3 separate regions of the Mus musculus genome follow, and all the other regions are linked to region 2. The links are chromatin loops, found by intact Hi-C in ENCODE. Cell type or tissue: gastrocnemius. All regions are shown on one strand. Region 1 overlaps Jph1 (junctophilin 1). Region 2 has its middle 110 kb from the start of Ly96. Region 3 has its middle 110 kb from the start of Gm46085.

Evidence for each region. Peaks named below come from ENCODE experiments on the same cell type or tissue, not always from the same donor. Only the 100,000 strongest peaks of a DNase experiment are listed, where the experiment ranks them.
Region 1: it touches region 2 in a loop (4-fold over the local background); 3 of 42 quality-filtered maps call a loop at or near these places.
Region 3: a loop joins it to region 2, with 2.3 times the contacts of the local background. A loop is called at or near these places in 3 of 42 quality-filtered maps.

What each region holds. Positions count from the first base shown.
Region 1 is chr1:16,995,778-16,998,277 of GRCm38, reverse strand. Jph1 (junctophilin 1) reads left to right here. Exons shown (of 5, transcript NM_020604.2): 5 at 719-2,500. The coding sequence ends at 799. Among named protein-coding and RNA genes, the nearest start is that of Gm46085, 100 kb to the left of the region's middle. In gastrocnemius, no CTCF peak of the experiment used is centred here; a DNase peak (open chromatin) is centred at 1,465; H3K4me3 peaks cover 742 bases; H3K27ac peaks cover 2,500 bases.
Region 2 is chr1:16,797,441-16,799,940 of GRCm38, reverse strand. No RefSeq gene overlaps it. Among named protein-coding and RNA genes, the nearest start is that of Ly96, 110 kb to the right of the region's middle. In gastrocnemius, a CTCF peak has its summit at 1,425 (motif pointing left); a DNase peak (open chromatin) is centred at 1,422; H3K27ac peaks cover 827 bases.
Region 3 is chr1:16,983,544-16,986,043 of GRCm38, reverse strand. It overlaps a transcript of Jph1 not described here. Among named protein-coding and RNA genes, the nearest start is that of Gm46085, 110 kb to the left of the region's middle. In gastrocnemius, no CTCF peak of the experiment used is centred here; no DNase peak of the experiment used is centred here; H3K27ac peaks cover 734 bases.

The DNA.
Region 1 (2,500 bases), 200 kb before region 2:
AATTTAGTCCCCTGCGCTGCATAAACCAGGAATGGTATTGTATACCTGTATCCCAACACAGTAGGAAGCCCAGAAAGGAGGATCATAAATTCAGAGTCATCTCACCTACATAATGAGTTCAAGGCTGGTCTAGGCTACATGATACCCTATTAAAATAAAAGCACCTCCCCGAGTGTTCTGAATCCTTCCTTGGAAGAATGAAATCCCCTGCTTTCATTATTTTCTAACAGCCTTGATGAGGGGCTACTCTTCTTTTCTGACTCTTTCACTTTCTAAGGACAATGGAATCCCACTACCTCCCAGCTCCTTACCAGTGACCTGTCCCAGTGTGAGAGATGAATAAAGTACATTATTACAGAAAAAAAAAATACTGAGGGGTCTCATTATGTAGCCCTGCTAGTCTAGAACTCACCATGTAGACCAGGTTGACTTCAGACTCAGAGTGCCAAGGTTAAAGGTGTGTGCCACCTCACCCAACTTGAAGCCATTTTTTTAATTTAATTCAAATCTAATTTTAAGTGGAAGTTAGATGGTGACACCATGTAAATGTAGCATTACTATTCTTAATTCATTCCTTATGGATTATCTTTCATGCCTTAGTTTCTGCCACAATGTTTTTATGCTTATATTTCTGCTAATTGGTTCTGGTGATGGGTTTCTGTCAAGCAGCCATACTGACATGAAAACGTTGTGCTTGCTCTGTTCTGTTTCTCCTTAGGGCCCTAATTCCATCATGATTGTCCTGGTCATGCTGTTGAATATTGGGTTGGCCATTCTTTTTGTTCACTTTCTGACTTGATTGGAATTAGGACAGGTAAGCATAGCCTTAATTTCTACACATAATCATAGTAATATCGTTTTCTCTAATTCCAATTTACAATTTCTTTTAAACAATGGCATTGTCCCTCACTTTAATTTTGAATGTGACTCAGTATGGTTACTTAACTGCTATAACTGTTTCGACTCATCAGTGAAGTCATGACAACTAGTAGAGTTAGCCCACAGTTCTGCCTTGGTGTCCACATCCCAGTCCGACTCAGACACAGGCAAGGACGCTTAGATCGGGATGGGATCACAAGAGAGATGAAACTTGGAAAATTCAGCCAGAGGACCTTTCACGTCCCCCAGCAATGCTTTGTGTCTTTGGGGTCCTCTGAGAGCTGAAGCACCCAGCATGGTGAAAAGCAAAACTTAATAATGATTCTTTTTAAAACTTTTTAAAACTCTGCTGAAGCAGCCCCATCCGGCGAAGTTCTCGACGTTGGCTACTCCATCTGTCCTAGCAGAATGTGACTAAACTGGAAATGTATGGACCTGCAGATTTTTTTTTTTTTTTTTGATAGAAGTCAACAGCTGCCTTACTATTTTACCATCTGACGTTTTTTTAGTAGGGAGCTGGAGAGAGAGGACTGCCAGAGGAATGCAGTCTGAGGATTGTGTTGCGGTGGGCGTGGCTCCAACATTCACTCCTATCTCATTAGAAGTAGGTAGCACCGTCACTCAGCAGTCTTCTGCTGTGACCTGCTGCTTTAACATCTCCTGGAATGTTCTGGAAGGGAATGTTTCATTTGCTTGTGCACGACTCTGCTCATTTCTGCTGTTGATTTAAATATGATGTATGTCATCTTCCACCTGCAGTCCTGGCTGGATGAGAACACACTGGAAAAGCAGCAACAAAAGACTAGTTTATATCTATATATATCTATATATACATATATATATATATATATATATAAAATGTATGTATGTATGTATATATAGTGTTTATTTTAATAGCAATGCATTGTTTTCATGTTGTTTATTCTTTTTAAACCAATAAAGGGTTACTTATCTTTAAAATATAGTGATCTGATGGTATTATACCTTCCAAAGAAATAATTTAATTTTAAATATTTTTAACATCATTGAGGTGAGTTGTTGATGCACTCAGGAGGTGTTAAGTTTTAAAAGCTGAAGGACAGACAACCGAATACTAAGAAGTGAAGTCAAAATGTTGCTTGGATTGCAGTAATCAGTGGTTACGGGTTCAGTTTCATTGCTGACGTACGTTACAACCAAATAAAATCTTGTCAGTGGCTCTATTAATTCCCATGAAAGTTAAGCAAGATCTATTAATAGCTACTCTTCTCTTTCTCCACCCCACCCCCAACGCGAATTTTGGTTGAATGCCTTCAGGTGTTTAAGCTTTGTTAAGTCACTGCCCCTTCTCTGCCTTCAATGTTTTTCAAAGTTGTTTTGTAATTCTATATTAAATTTTAAAGACTTAGACGGTTTTATTTTAAATATTTGTCTTTTGCTGTCCTATATCATTCTGATATTGATTTTTTTCTATTAAATAATTTATTCAGAAGCATGCTTACTTAGGGAAACTACATGATCTTTATAAAAAATAATTATTTAAAAAGAAATCAGGGTAGGAAAGGTATGTCTGAGTCTCTTAAAGGCATTACCTGGTGGAGGGGGAAGTCTTCCTAACTTTTGTCCATGGTGTCATGGTGTC
Region 2 (2,500 bases):
GTCCATGCATGTTGTCCTACTGAATGGAGTGCAAGCCCCATGAAAAGCAGGGACTTCATTCTGTTTTCTCTGTAATTGCCAGAGCCTAAAACAGCACGTACCACCCATCTGTCAGATAAAATCTCACTTCTATCAAGTGTCTTCTCACTCTTTGGGATCCTGGTTCCTGATATGGGAAGCCCTTGTATTAAATCCATAGTCTAGGAAAAAGAAGAGCCTATCCCATGAAATTTGGGACAGGGCTGGCTTCACAAGCTCAGAAGCATCCTGTACTTAGTTTGATGCTATCAGTTACTGGTTAGATACAATTTTCAAAACATAAGAAAATCAAGAAGAAGGAAGACCAAAGTGTGGATACTTCATTCCTCCTTAGAATAGGGAACAAAACACCCATGGAAGGAGTTACAGAGACAAAGTTTGGAGCTAAGACAAAAGGATGGACCATCCAGAGACTACCCTACCCGGGGATCCATCCCATAATCAGCCACCAAACCCAGACACTATTGCATATACCAGCAAGATTTTGCTGAAAGGACCCTGATATAGCTGTCTTGAGTGAGGCTATGCCAGTGCCTGGCAAGTACAGAAGTGGACGCTCACAGTCACCTATAGGATGGAACACAGGGCCCCCAGTGGAGGAGCTAGAGAAAGTACCCAAGGAGCTGAAGGGGTCTGCAACCCTATAGGTGAAACAACAATATGAACTAACCAGTACCCCCAGAGCTCATGTCTCTAGCTGCATCTGTAGCAGAAGATGGCCTAGTCGGCCATCATTGGGAAGAAAGGCCCCTTGGTCTTGCAAACTTTATATGCACCAGTACAGGGGAACGCCAGGGCCAAGAAGTGGGTAGGGGAGCAGGGCAGGGGGAAGGTATAGGGAAGTTGCAGGATAACATTTGAAATGTAAATAAAGAAAATATCTAATAAAAAAAGTTACTAGTTTTAAACTCTTAATAATTTGGCAGTAAAGGGTATTCCTCTTGTTCTTGGCCCTATAAATATGATGTAGCTGGAACTGGTTTGACACTTTGAAGTTAGATATCCCCTGAGTGTGAGTGAGAGTCCCCTGAGATGACAAAGGATGTTCAGTCTTCAAGATGCGCAACCACCCTAACAAGTCTCAGCAGCTATCCCATCACCGTCATTTAAGGAATGGAGCACGTGAACTATGCTATTCCCATCATGGTAGGAAATCTTCAGATTTAATAACCCTTTAGTTTCAAAACTAACTCCTCTAGATTAGCTTCCATTTTAAATAGCCAGGCAGGTTCCACACCAGTAAGAGCGGGGGAGATGTTCTGAGATTTGACCTTAAATATTAATGGAGAAATAATAGAGGGGGGCTGAGCCAGGAAAGGGGATGCTCAGGAGTGCTGGCACAAAGCAAAAAGCAGAGCTGAAACAAGGAACCTCTGCTGCCCTCTGCTGGCTCCTGACCAAAGTGCCCTGTGTGTGCAGTACTGGCCAGATGGAGTGGACAGTCAGAAAAATCAGGAAGTTGCAGTTAAGTAACAGTTTCAGTCCTACTCCACCTAACACAGTAAGCTACGAACCAGTGTGGTGCGGCTACTCCACCTAACACAGTAAGCTACGAACCAGTGTGGTGCGGCTACTCCACCTAACACAGTAAGCTACGAACCAGTGTGGTGCGGTGTCTTCGGGAATCCGAGGAAAAGCCTGACGTAGAAGAGTTTTACTAAAGGTTCATTTGAATTTTGTATTCCCTTTTGTTTGTTATTTTTTGTGTCTAATGAGGAGCTTGTCTGTCTGTCTGTCCTAAGAGAGGGTCTTATACCTCGAGCTGCCTGGGGCTTGCTATGTAGCCCAGGCTGGCTTCAAATTGACAATCATCCTACCATAGCCTAAGTGCTGAGACTGTAGGCATGCACCACCATGCACAGCCTGAATTTGTTCTCGAAAACAAAGATTCAAATGAAGAAGAGAAGGAAGACCAGAACCAAAACTAGAAGTAGAAGGAGATGTTTTCAGAGGAACAAGAACAGGCACACAGAGAGGAAGCTGAGGCCACCTAATATTTCAAATACTAAGCTCTGCCTACGTCTACATAAAGCAATCAATACCTCCTTGCAGGCAACGAATAATAGCAACATCCAAAGAATGAGGACTTTGGGGTTAGACATTTAACTCAGGAAGCCTCCTTTTTCACATCTCTGTGGAATGGAAAGTATCCAGGCCAAATGCAACCCAACCCCCTCCCTCACCCTCACCCCCACCCCAGCCCCTGCCCCAGGGGCAGCAGTAATACAATTGAGGACCTTCTAGACAACAGTTCACCTTAGCACCCATGAGTTTGTAAAGCAGCCCTGTCTAGACCACACCAAGACTCGTGACATCTAGACAGGGCATAGCCCCCAAAGTAGAGAATGTGTTTGATCCCAGCACTAAAAAAGCAAATGGATCCTCAAGCGCAAAATCCATGGAGTGGGAAGGACTTGGGGATTCCCTGAGCAGTGCCCATTCTGAATGGCCTACTGCAAGC
Region 3 (2,500 bases), 190 kb before region 2:
CACAGAGGTCTGCATTGACTCCTCTGTATCTGAAGTGCAGTGATTAAAAGCATACGCCACCATATCCAGACTTTCTGCTTTTCTTTTTTTTTAAGATTTATTTATTGATTATGTGTAAGTACACTGTAGCTGTCTTCAGACACACCAGAAGAGGGAGTCAGATCTTGTTATGGATGGTTGTGAGCCACCATGTGGTTGCTGGGATTTGAACTCAGGACCTTTGGAAGAGCAGTCGGGTGCTCTTACCTGCTGAGCCATCTCACCAGCCCATTTCTGCTTTTCTTAAGGAAAGAAAAATCTATATACTATAGATATATTTGCAATTATTATAATAACCTATTTTTAAATCCCTGAAGCTGACATCACAAATCACAAACGCATGATTTTTTAAATTCATTTTATAACAAGAAATTTGGAAATCAAACTTCTATGGATAGCTATTGCTGTTTAACTTCTACTGAATTGTAAAGGTTCTAGAAAATTTTTCTTAATAAGGAGGAGCATGGACATCAAAGAACCATCTGCTAATCTCCATGAACATGCCCCTTCCTGCTCCAGGTGGACTGGGTGATGGTCTCCTTCCTGGACTCTTAGCTTCCCTTGCATTTGAGCTTCCTGCTAAAGGTACCAACACCAGTATTTTTCAATTGTCATCTACTTGGAGAAATTTCCTAACTTACCTAATGATAGAGGAAGAAGTTGAAAAAAGGAGAATCAGAGCTCCTTCAGGCCATGGGAAACCAAAAGTGTCTTAATTTCCTCTTCCTTAATGACCTTTCAGTTCTTTTCCCCTAGAAAATAGCCACTCTCTTCGTGTTTTTGAAGTCCACTGATCTACAGAGGCTACCACTGGAAGGTTGATAGAATTTCAATTGCTGGAATATCTCTGTGTGGTAGGGAACCATCACTGGATAATCCTGGTATTCTTACCAGATAAATTGACTTCCCACACTTAATGTGAGGGCCAGGATCATGTGATCTGATTCTGGTCAGCTCAGTTGGATCTTCTGGAAAACATTTTGTTTCTTGGATGAAAGAAAAGTGGCTATCAGAGAAGCCAATGGTGCTAGACCATTCTCATATCCTTCAGATTCACTCTCCTTATGCTTCCTCTCCTTTTCCTTTGCCCTCTTCCATCTTGAATGTAGATGTGATACATTATGCTATGACCATGATCTTGCAACCAAGAAGCAACAGAGGCAACAAGTATAAGACCAAAACCCCCAAATACTCGGGAAGCAAAAAGTTGGGGAAAGCCTGGATACCAGTGTTGAATTCTTCATGCTAAGTAAATGTGTCATTGCAGTCTAATCCCCTCTTTTCAAGATAGTAGCTATTGTTAAAATAAAAGGGAAAAACAAGGTCTATCAGTCATATTCATGTTTGTCGTTTGTACCTATGTGAAAAAGTTTGAAACTGTTTACAGCCTAACTCCTATCTGTGCTTCAAAGAGCTATTCTTCTAAAACACAGAAGACCCTGAATTGACACCACACCAACCTAACTCCACCCTGAGCCCTCCTCCCAAGCCTAACTTGAAATGCCCCATCCTCTGCAGGCCCAGCTCCTTTTACAACCCCACAAATGGTAGGAATTACACCCTATGTAGTCGTTACCAGTTCCCAACTACTGGCTGGCCTACCACAAATGCTCTATGAATGATTGACTGCCTTATTCATGGCAATAACTAACATGAATTAGCCATTTTCATTCCAGATTTTACTAATTAAAAACAGTCAAGACAGCATAGAGTGCTTTGCCTACAAAATGGCAAGTAACTCAACTAGAATTTGTAACCAAATTCTGTTTTTGAAGCCTGTCTCATAGAGTTTGTAAGAGCTGGCTTCCCAAATTAACAGCATTATCAGCCACTAAACCTCCAAGCAGAAACCATTGGTTCCTCTACATATCACCCATGAGCCCCTCTTTTTCATGTCCATTTATCCTATGCTAACTTAGCTTGTTAGTTGGGGGATCTCCGACACACCTAAACTGGAGTCTTTCTTATCTGTTCCAATCATGCTGGTACCAGAAGTCACCAGAGTCCAAAGTTAAAGTTTTCAAAAACTGTACTCTTAGCCAGCTTTTTATTCAAAGATGTGCACTGGTTTCTTTGCCACCCATGAAGTTAGAAGAAACTGGAAATTGGTCCCCAACATCTGACTTTTTGATACACAGTGCTTGGTGCCTAAAGAATAGTTACTCTGCCATTGGGTGTTATCCCCTTGCAGAGCCCTGCCTTTTCAACTGGCCCTGGGGACTCTGCAAGAGTATAACACATAACAGACCTTGGTCAGTCCTCCTGCTCACAGGAAACTTGAGAGCAGTATTCTCAGCCACAAGCCAGCCTGGTAGCCCTCAGGAACTGTCAGTCTGTGTCCTTTCCCTTTTACATGAGAGTACTCCCTGGGGTCCCTGAGTTCAAGAGGCTGCTCAGCCCGTGAGAGATCCCTGCAGACCAGACCAACCCCATTTCAAGTTTGTGTGGTCACAGGCTCGGA